Regions from separate parts of the Homo sapiens genome. Here regions 1 and 2 are each linked to region 3. Evidence: chromatin contacts called from ENCODE Hi-C or POLR2A ChIA-PET data. All regions are on one chromosome and are shown on one strand. The core of a region is the stretch at or near the end of the contact, and the rest is flanking DNA. Distances in the headings are between cores, read along the strand shown. Region 1 holds the start of CHTF18 (chromosome transmission fidelity factor 18). Region 2 holds the start of WDR24 (WD repeat domain 24). Region 3 holds the start of MRPL28 (mitochondrial ribosomal protein L28).

The links. A loop is a pair of places that touch in the nucleus more often than their neighbours do. ChIA-PET counts read pairs that join two places held with the same protein, here RNA polymerase II (POLR2A). Pooled maps may share reads with other maps.
Region 1: a pooled map shows a loop between it and region 3 (7-fold over the local background). The contact joins the promoter of CHTF18 here to the promoter of MRPL28 in region 3. A Hi-C loop is called at or near these places in 2 of 37 single-sample maps with no recorded cell type and 3 of 50 pooled maps. POLR2A ChIA-PET finds 5 or more read pairs at or near these places in 1 of 52 experiments (A673).
Region 2: a pooled map shows a loop between it and region 3 (4-fold over the local background). The contact joins the promoter of WDR24 here to the promoter of MRPL28 in region 3. A Hi-C loop is called at or near these places in 5 of 37 single-sample maps with no recorded cell type and 7 of 50 pooled maps. POLR2A ChIA-PET finds 5 or more read pairs at or near these places in 3 of 52 experiments (H1, activated T-cell and naive thymus-derived CD4-positive, alpha-beta T cell).

Annotation. Positions count from the first base shown.
Region 1 is chr16:787,370-790,585 of GRCh38, forward strand. It overlaps CHTF18 (chromosome transmission fidelity factor 18), which reads left to right and starts at 1,251. Exons shown (of 22, transcript NM_022092.3): 1 at 1,251-1,406; 2 at 1,562-1,756; 3 at 1,841-1,991; 4 at 2,178-2,346; 5 at 2,808-2,900; 6 at 2,978-3,030; 7 at 3,156-3,216. The coding sequence starts at 1,316. It overlaps RPUSD1 (RNA pseudouridine synthase domain containing 1), which reads right to left and starts at 1,012. Exons shown (of 6, transcript NM_058192.3): 1 at 887-1,012; 2 at 187-375; 3 at 1-108. The coding sequence starts at 368. RefSeq lists an enhancer at 1-285 and silencers at 735-824, 845-1,304, 1,485-1,544.
Region 2 is chr16:689,036-693,096 of GRCh38, forward strand. WDR24 (WD repeat domain 24) reads right to left here and starts at 1,363. Exons shown (of 9, transcript NM_032259.4): 1 at 125-1,363. The coding sequence starts at 605. FBXL16 (F-box and leucine rich repeat protein 16) reads right to left here. Exons shown (of 6, transcript NM_153350.4): 6 at 3,465-4,061. RefSeq lists an enhancer at 1,244-1,791.
Region 3 is chr16:369,088-371,787 of GRCh38, forward strand. It overlaps MRPL28 (mitochondrial ribosomal protein L28), which reads right to left and starts at 1,451. Exons shown (of 6, transcript NM_006428.5): 1 at 1,412-1,451; 2 at 844-1,138; 3 at 1-133. The coding sequence starts at 1,131. PGAP6 (post-GPI attachment to proteins 6) reads right to left here. Exons shown (of 13, transcript NM_021259.3): 13 at 1,701-2,700.

The DNA of each region.
Region 1 (3,216 bases), core at 1-2,500, 420 kb after region 3:
TTGGTCACGCGCCGCTCCTTGAAGCACCTGTACGCGCTGCCGGCGGCTGCCTTGTTTAGGGCCACGCACAGCGCCCCGCTGGTGGAGAAATCCAGCTGGTGGCAGAACCTGGAGTGGGACAGAGTCCAGAGTCTGAGCCACTTTCCTCCACAGACGCCACCGTGGGGCTCCGGCCGCCCCCCCTACCTGAACCCGTAGCAGGTGTCAGGGTCGGCCAGCTCGGGAAAGCGGTACCGCAGCTGCTTCTGCAGGGTCAGAGTCTCCCGCCACGCCTTGCTGTCAATGCGAACGTCCCAGTGCTTGTTGACCACCAGGAAGTCGCGGCTCCGGTACACGATGGACAGGTTCTCCACGCTGCCTGGCTCCATGGCCGGCCTGCCGAGCCACGCGTGGGTGCGTGTGCTGTGAGCACGTGGTGCGCCCCCAGCCCAGCATACAGAGGTACCCGCACCGCCCCACCCGGGCTCCGGTGCGAAGCCACCGAGCCGGGTCCGCAGCCCTACTGTGCACCTGCATCCTCAGTCCCCGAGATCAGTCCCCAGGGCGTCAGCTGGGGAGTCAAGGAGTCAGCCTGCTCCGGGCTGACCTGAAGGGCCCTGCCTGACCTAAGCCTGGAGAAAGAGCCCGTTCCAAACCTGCCCCACAGATCCTCCCCACAGACCCTCCCCTCCAGGGGATGCACGTGAATGCCTCTGCCCGACGGTGGGGGCGGGGAGGGGCTGCAGCACTACCAGGCCCGGCAGCCAGGTCTGCCCGCAGCGCGGGTTAGGGCTGGGGCCTCCTCGCTCCCCGCAGTCCGCGCAGACCCGCGCCCCGCACAGGCCCGGTGGGCAGGCCGACCCTGGCTCCGAGCCCCTCCCGCGCCCACGCCCACGCCAAGACCAACCTGCTGCCGGGCCGTGCAGTCCAGGCCCCCGATGCCGTGCCCGGCGCCGGCTCCAGCCGCGCGCCCGCGCGCTGGCGACCCAGAGACCCTGGAAGCTCCGCTCCGGACGCCTGGCAGCGCTTCCGCCCTGCACCGCTGCGCGCGCAGCCCCGCCCCCCCCCCCGGCCCGCCCCCGGCCCGCCCCCGCCGCGGAAGGGCGGCTGCGGCGGCCAATGGCGAGCTCCCCAGGACAGGACGCGGGGGCTGCGGAGCAGGAACTCGCCCCGCCCACCCCTCGCGCAGCCCCGCCTCCGCCACGCCAACCAATGGCGCGCGCCGCCGGGCACGCCGGCTGCTGATTGGCGGCGCCCGGCACGCTCGGGGCGGGCAGTGCGCGACGGCGGCGGCGGCGCGGGAGGTTCGGAGCGGGAGCTCGGGCTCGCGGACGGTATGGAGGACTACGAGCAGGAGCTGTGCGGCGTCGAGGATGATTTCCACAACCAGTTCGCGGCCGAGCTGGAGGTGCTGGCAGAGCTGGAAGGTGGGGCGCGGCCCCCGGCCGTTGGGGAGGAGCTGCGAAAGCCGGGACAGTGGCGACCTCGGGGAGGGCGTGCCGGGGGCCGAAGGGGCCTCCACGTCGCCGCTGGCGGGATCTGCTGTCTCGGGGCGGCCGCTGACAATCTCCTCTCCCAGCAGGGGCGTCGACTCCGTCGCCCTCCGGGGTCCCCCTGTTCACCGCGGGCCGACCCCCGCGGACGTTCGAGGAGGCCCTTGCCAGAGGGGACGCGGCCTCCAGTCCCGCCCCAGCCGCATCTGTGGGCAGCAGCCAGGGCGGCGCCAGGAAGAGGCAGGTGGACGCCGACCTGCAGCCGGCCGGGTCCCTGCCCCACGGTAGGTTGGCGGCATTGCCCCAGGGCCTCCGGAGTGGGCGCGAGGCTGAGGAGGCCTCTGGTTCCCTGCATGTGTCTCCCCCAGCCCCCAGGATCAAACGGCCTAGGCTGCAGGTGGTCAAGAGGCTGAACTTCAGATCGGAGGAGATGGAGGAGCCGCCCCCTCCCGACTCCTCGCCGACGGACATCACCCCGCCGCCGAGCCCTGAGGACCTCGCAGAGCTTTGGGGCCACGGGTGTGTGGCTTGGACATGGGCGTCCCATCCCATCTGTCCAGTGGGACTCAGATGGAGCCCATCCCGTGCCCTGGATGAGGCCTGGGGGGTGGGGAGGGTTCCATGGCTGAGAGCAGTCTCGGACACCCATATCCAAGGGTGACCCCACGCTTGAGTTTCTGCCACTGAGCCCCGGTCTCTCTCCAGAGTCTCAGAAGCTGCTGCCGACGTGGGTCTCACACGGGCCTCACCAGCTGCCCGCAATCCCGTCCTGAGGCGGCCCCCCATCTTGGAGGACTACGTCCACGTGACATCCACGGAGGGCGTCCGGGCTTATCTGGTGCTGCGTGCTGACCCCATGGCCCCGGGGGTGCAGGTGCGTGGCTGTGGCCTTCCTGCACGGTGGGTGGGCCAGTGCTGCTCAGGAAAGGGTCCTTGGAGCCCCTCACCCCTGCCATTTGCTTAAAGCGGGTCCTGTGCAGAGCCCCAGGGGTGCAGAGGGGGAGGCTGCGTCATGGGGCGTAGACTTAGAGGACACAGCCTCCCCACAGCAGGTTGCTGTCCAGCCTGTTTGTATGGCCTCGGGTGGAGAGGGCCTCCTTGCTTCCCCTCCTGCTTTTGCCCTTTCCTCCTTTCTCCTAAAGCTGCCCCCAATTTCCCTTTGCAGCTGACCCATCTGGATGGCTTCATTCCTTTGGCACCCCTGTCCAGTCTCCCACCCCTCACTGGCCAGCTTACTGGGGTTGTCCCACCCGGGTCCCTGAGCACTGATGGGGGCTGACGTGAATCCTGTGACCTAGGAGGGGCCCAGAGGCAATTGTCCTCCCTTCCCCACAGGGCTCTCTCCTCCACGTCCCATGGCGAGGCGGTGGCCAGCTGGACCTGCTGGGTGTGTCCTTAGCCTCCCTGAAGAAGCAGGTCGACGGCGAGGTAGGGGCTGCGGGTTTGCTGGGGGGCGGTGGCGGGGCCGCCTGAGCCCTCCTGATTCCAGCCTGTTGTTTGCACAGCGGCGGGAGCGGCTGCTTCAGGAGGCCCAGAAGCTTTCAGACACCCTGCACAGGTGACTTGGTTGGCCCTTCCGCCCTGGGGACCCTTGTTGGCTCTTGCACCAACTCCTAGCTCCTAGCGTGTGGGTTGGCATGGTCCCTGCGAGTTGTTTGTGGCTCAGGACGTGGTCCTCTCCAGTCTCAGGTCGGGGGAGGAGGAGGCAGCCCAGCCCTTGGGGGCCCCTGAGGAGGAGCCGACT
Region 2 (4,061 bases), core at 113-2,612, 320 kb after region 3:
CTGAGGAAGCCCTCTGGGAGTGATCCTGAGGGCCTCTGATGCACGGAGCCCTTTTCCGCCTGCATGGACAGGCTGGGCACCGGCAGAGACGCCCACCTGCCCTGACCTGCCTCTGTGGCCTCACCCGAGAAGGTGCTGACAGAGTCCTTTCTGCGGAGGTCAAAGCACTTCATGAAGCCATCCTGGGAGCCACTGAGCAGCACGTGGGCTTCGGTGGGGTGGAAGCAGACTTTGTTTACCGTGCGCTTGTGTTCTGTGAACAGCTGGTCCTGCTTGTTGCGGGATGGCCGGCCCAGGTTCCACGTGACCACCACGCCATTGGTGGCTGCTGTGGCCAGCAGGTTCTCATCCATCTGGTGCCAGACCACGTCAGCACAGCTCAGGTTAAGCGAAGGCTTGCGCCCCACACGCAGGTTCAGCTTTTCCACGAACTGTTCCTCCTCGATGGCATAGATCTTGAAGATGCTACGGCCTGCCACGACCACCTGGGCTGCGTCGCGGCACACACTGATGGCATTGGCGGGAGCATCCAGGTGGCAGTGCATGGTGCGGCCTGTCAGCACGCTGCCACCCAGGGCTGTGGTCACACGGGACATCTTCTCCATGGCTGCACAGGTGATGAGGTCAGGGGTCAGGAGGTCAGTGAGGTGGGCTGGCCTGGTCAGCCTGGGTGGGTCATCAGTTCAGACCTTCCACCCAGGTTGGGACCCCAGAACTGCTTGGTCCCGGGCTGGTCAGTCTTAGTGAGCCAATCCAGGGCTGTCTATCAGCCAATCAGCCTGACAGGCAAGCTCAAATTCACTGGAGTCTGTCAGTCCAGCCCATCACCCTGGCTGAGCGGTGAGGGGACTTCCTAGCTTCCCTTAGGCCTGTCAGTTTCATGTCTGACTTCCACGGAAGACTCTAGCTGGACATTCCCGGCCCAGGCCACCTCTCGGTACCCCCATCAGCCAGATCTGGGCAGTCACTAAACGCTCGGTCAGTCAATCCCAGCAGGGGAGCGAGGAGACTCCCGCCGTCCACACTGTCAGCCCTGAGGGCGGCGGGGCTCTAGGGAGGAACAAAAGAGGGGAGGGAACAGAGGGCTAGAGGGGCCCGGGGACTCAGGCGATAGACGCGGGAAGGGCCCAGAGGGACGTCAAGGACCGAGCTACTTAAGGAGCTCGAGGTGTCTGGCGGGACCGGAGGCAGGAGAGAAGCCGGCGACCCCGGAGTACAGGGTTCCTGGGAGCGGCGCAGTGGCGCGGGGGAGCGGACGCTGCGGGACGAGAACCAGAGGGCCCGGGGCAGCCCTTCTCCCCCGCGCGAACCCCAATCTTTTACTAAAAGCGCACGGTTGTCCGGAACCGCCGCGCCGGAAGCCGCTGTCTTTCCCGTCCCTCGCCGGAAGTGGTCCTCTTCTTACCCATCCCTCTCAGGAAGTGGGCACAAACTCTCGCCCGACACCACGAAAGTTCCGGGTCAGGGAGCTGCGTTGGCAGAGGCCAGGAGGGGCCCGGGATTGGGGTCTGCGGGCCGCCCTGGGCGTTGCCATTGCGCTGCGGTGCTGTGCTTGTGTGATTGGTTTATTTATTTATTTATTTAAACGGAGTCTCGCTCTGTCGCCCAGGCTGGAGTACAGTGGCGCGACCTTGGCTCATTGCAACCTCCACCTCCCAGGTTCAAGCGATTCTCCCGCCTCAGCCTCCCAAGTAGCTGGCACTACAGGCGCCCGCCACCACGCCCGGCTAATTTGGCTAATTTTGTATTTTTGGTAGACACGGGGTTTCACCGTGTTGGCCAGGCTGGTCTTAAAACTACTGAACTCAAGCGATCCTCTGGCGTCAGCCTCCTGAAGTGCTGGGAATGCAGGTGTGAGCCACCGCGCCTGGCCTGTTTTTTAAGTCTCAATTTCAGTATTTTAATGCCATCACCTATTTTAATCCCCAGGTCCATCATGACATCTGGTCATCCCTAGACAAGTTCCGAGTGCCCCCAGTCTTCCCCTCCTTCCTCACTCCTCGACCTCGGGAGCAGCCTCCCAACGGCTTTCCTGGGTCCGTCTTTCCCCTTTGATCAGAAACCCGCACAGAAGTCAGGCACCAGGTCTTCTGCCTGAGGCCTCTGGCAGCTCCCACTATGCTGTGAATGAACCCCAACTCCTGGCCTCCGCCTTCCCCTGCCCACCTCCAGCCATGGCAGCCTCCACCCCCATTCCCAGCCCACCAAGCCCTTTCCTGCCTCAGGGACATTGTACGTGCGTGCGATGCCTCCTCCACAGAGCGGACCTCCCTGACCACTGCCCTAATGGGCTTCTCCATCACTGTGGCCTCCACGGCACTTGTCACCACCCATTCGTTTGTTTACTGGTTGTTGTCGGTCACATACGAGTGTGAATTCCACCAAGGCAGGAATCACATTCTGGCTCAATCCCCACCGAATGCCCAGTGCCTGACACACCTGTTCAACCAGTTGCTCTCGTTCTTTTTTTTAAAAAACTTTTTGAGACGGAGTTTCGCTCTTGTTGCCCAGGCTGGAGTGCAATGGTGCAATCTTGGCTCACCGCAACCTCCGCCTCCTGGGTTCAAGCGATTCTCCTGCCTCAGCTTCCCGAGTAGCTGGGATTACAGGCATGGGCCACCATACTGGGCTAATTTTGTATTTTTAGTAGAGATGGAGTTTTTCCATGTTGGTCAGGCTGGTCTCGAACTCCCAACCTCAGGTGATCCACTCGCCTTGGCCTCCCAAAGTGCTAGGATTACAGGTGTGAGCCACCGCACCCGGTCTCTTTAAAATTTTTTGAGACGGAGTTTTGCTCTTTCGCCCAGGTTGGAGTGAGGTGGCGCAGTCTCGGCTCATAGCAACCTCCACCCCCTAGGTTCAAGCGATTCAGCCTCAGCCTCCCTAGTAGCTGGGATTATAGGCAACCACCACCACACCCTGTTAATTTTTTGTATTTTTAGTAGAGACAGGGTTTCACCATGTTGGCCAGGCTGGTCTTGAACGCCTGACCTCAGGTGATCCACCCGCTTCGGCCTAAGTGCTAGGATTACAGGCGTGAGCCACTGTGCCCAGCCTCAGTTGCCTTTTTCGACCTCTCTGTCTCTCCTGGGTGTGAGCCATTGTCTGCTATTGGTGCATTTTGTAATCTTTTGCGACATCCTTGTCCTTGCCTGTTACTGTGTATAGAACAGGGTTTATTTCTGCCTCTCTGGAAGGGTGGGCTAGAGTCTGGATATGTTGGAGGGAATATTATGTGTAGTGACTTCAGTGTTGTCTCTCCCTTTAAGGAATGGGAGGTCCTCTGCCTTCCATGTAGTCACTGCTGTTTCCATTCTACCATGTCGGCATCCAGCCTCTACCCCTTTGTTGCAAGAAAGAATAAATCTGATAAGAGGTACAGGAGAATCCCGAGACCTGGGATGCGCAGGGCAGATATGCCCACCTACACCGCTGTCTGGGGACCTAAAAACAACTCAGACACATGTTTTTACAACTTTTTTAATATATATTTTTATAAACAGGTCACGTGATAAAATAGCACAAGAAACACTTACCAAATATAAGGTTATATCTTCCGCATATACAGGAGAATGAGGTCGTTATGTACAATAAGAAAATGATTTTAGGGGTTGGTTGGTTTTGTTTTCCTCTCTCCCCTTAATTTTTCCTCCTACAGTCGTTGGAAATATCACAGCTTCAGTTGCATTAATACTTTGGGCAAATGGACAGCTGCCCCTCCCCACTAGGGGTTGTGGGGAGGAGGGGCTGGAGAAACTGGCTCCTGACCACTCAGCCCTGGAGCTTCCTGGGGCTGGCACTCCAGGGACAGGAAAATCTTTGGGCTGTTGATCTGTTTCTGATTCAACAGCATCTCTCTCTCTCTTTCTCTCTCTCTCTCACTCTCTTTCTCTCTCTCACTCTCTGGCTCTCTGGAAACTGGTTACTCTCTTCCAACCAGATAGGGAGTGTCCCAAGATTGGGTGTGGGCGCGGTATCTCCTGGGGCTCAAGGTTGGGATGGGAAGGGGTCCCAGCCCCCTCCTCAGCAACAGCTGAGATTTGCCAGCATCCCCCAGGACT
Region 3 (2,700 bases), core at 201-2,700:
GCCCATAAGCCTCATCGATGAGGTCCAGGGTCCGCATGGTCACAGTCACTGTGAACTTCTTGTCCAGGATCTCACTGTAGAACTCTCGCTCAAACAGCTGTGGCTTCCACACTTTCTTCAGCCTCTTGGAGAGCTGAGGGTGCAACAGAGCCTCCATGAGTACTGCTGCTTTCTCTTACATACCAAGGGGGGCCCAGGCAACTGCCCTCACCTCCCCCCCGGAGGCTCCATCACAGAACCACTGCTGTCAGACTGGGGACCTAGAGCTAACTGGGCCGGCCCCCAGCCCAGTGCCGCCCCAGCCCGACCCGGGTCCTGACTGTGTACCCAGAAGTCAGCTGCTCCCCAACAAGCTGGGCGTTCCCGCCCTGGTCACATGGTTGCTGCATGTGTTTCAGAAACATGTGCGACCCCACAGTTTACAGGTTGTCACATTCCAACCTGGAGGTGACACAAGTCTCCCCACAGGCTTCAGCAGTCCCGCCAGGAAGTCCACCACAAGCAGCCTCGAAGCTCTGCTCGCCTCCCCCACCTGCTCTGCTCGCCTCTCCCACCTGCTCTGCTCATCACACAGGCCTCCTCCCCATCCTAACTTTACCCCGACTCCCCACGGCCTCTGGTTGCTCCCCCGGCCTGAGTCACCCCACCTCACCCCTACTTTATCAGTCCTGTTTGCCAGAACTGCGGTTCTTCACTCAGCGTGCTCCTTTGCCGGAGATGTGTCGCCTCCAGGCTGTAATCCCCAGGGCCCACCCAGGTCTCTCCAGGTACCCCGGGCGTCCGGCACAGAGCCGGCACAGCCAAGCCCTGAGAGGAGCCCCTGAAGGCCGCCTGCGGACCCACCTTGTCGTTGTTGGCATATATTTGGCCCAGGATCCAGCCCTCGCCGCCCCACAACCCCCGCTGGGATTCGGGGGGAAAGTAGATGGGAATGGGCACGTCCTCCACACGCTCCCGCTGCCCGTTCTTGGGGTTGATCTTGAACTTGGCCCCATGAGGCCTATAGTGCACGGGAGTGGGCGTCCGCTCCTCCTCCAGGGAGCGCAGGTAGTGGCCGGGCAGGCGGGAACAGATGCCCTCCCGCAGCTGCAGCCGCTTCCAGAGCCACACGGGATACTTGTGTAGAGGCATCGCGAGCCTGGCGGGAGGTGGGGGCTCGCAGTCAGTCGCAGCCTGGCCAGGCCCCCGGCACTCACCCCCTACCCCGGCCCCCGACTCTCACCCGCTACCCCGGCCCCCGGCTCTCACCCGCTACCCCGGCCCCCGGCTCTCACCCGCTACCCCGGCCCCCGGCTCTCACCCGCTACCCCCTACCCCGGCCCCCGGTTCTCACTCCGGCCCCTGTCCCGCACCCACCTGCCCCTCCCCTTCTGCCCCGGCGCCCCCCCACACCCCACCTGCCCGCGCCCACCTTTCAGGGTTCAGAGCCCACCGGAACCGGAAGCCGATCTGCCGCGCCTGGCCCTCCTCCCACCGCTGACTGGCTGTAAAAGCCATCCGTCTACCCCCTCGTCCCGCCCCGCTTCCGTCTTTAGGGACCGTAAAAAACACCCCACATACAGCAGCAGCAGCTCAAGGCACCGTTAGCTACGTGCGGCCCCGGCGTTTCCGCGAAGGGCGGCACGGGCGGGGCGGTGCTTGTTCTCCCGGGCCCCACTTACCCTACCCGGGAAGGAGCACAGAAAAAATGTAAAAACTCGTTTAGTTTGAAAAATCAATGTAGAATATTAAATTCACCAAACACAGATAGATCAGATCTACATAAAAATATGTCTTAATATCTTAGAATTTTCCTTTACTCCAAAAAACCCCATATATATATGTTTCTCCTTTATAAGCTTAGAGATTGCTTTGGTGGTCAAGTGCAGGGCGGCTGGGGGAGGTAAGACCTTCAGGAAGGCCATATCCCGGACAAGACCCAGAAGGGAAGCCCCCAGAGCCAAGGGTAGGAGGGCCCCACCCGGGTCTCAGCCACTCACTTCTCCAGGGCGGATCCGAGACACTCACAGGCCTCAGGGAGGGGCCAGGTGCTGCTCCTGGTCATTGCTTCCCCCACAAGGTTTGCATGAGGAGCAGAGACAGTCCAGTCTCCTGAACACCCACAGGGCACAGAGCCCAGTGCAGGGGGCAGACACCACCGCAGCTCCTGGGACCAAGAGGAAGCTCCCAGAGGGGGGCCCAGGAACGCTGGGGTGGGTGGACAGGGCTGGGTAGGGGTTCCTTCTGGGCCAAACCCCCAGAGCAGCAGAGCACCCCAGTCCAAGGAAGCTCTTCTCAGGGACCCAAGGCTCCAGAGCCAGGAAAAAGGGAGGGGCGGGGCGGGAGCCTGCATCCCCAGTGCCCATCAGCTCTGGGGGAAACCTCCGTCTCCCGTCCCTATGGTGACCACAGCAGCAGAGGGGGATCCTCCATGCCCCAGGCAGGCTGGCATCAGGGCCACACAGGGGCCAGGAGCAGGGGTCTCGGAGTCCACAGCTCCCGGCCCCAGTGGTGGGCTCAGGGCTCCTGGGCGCCATGGGTCTCACCACAGCCTCGCCAGGGAACAGGACCATAGGGAGTCCTTCTCCCCATCTCTAGCCACCCACAGGCCAGCAGAGCACACAGCCCCACCCTCGCACAGGCACCTGTGGTCTCCAAGTAACCAAGCCCAGGCCCCAGGGGCCACTGCAGACAGCAGCTGGGATCTGCAGAGGGATCTCA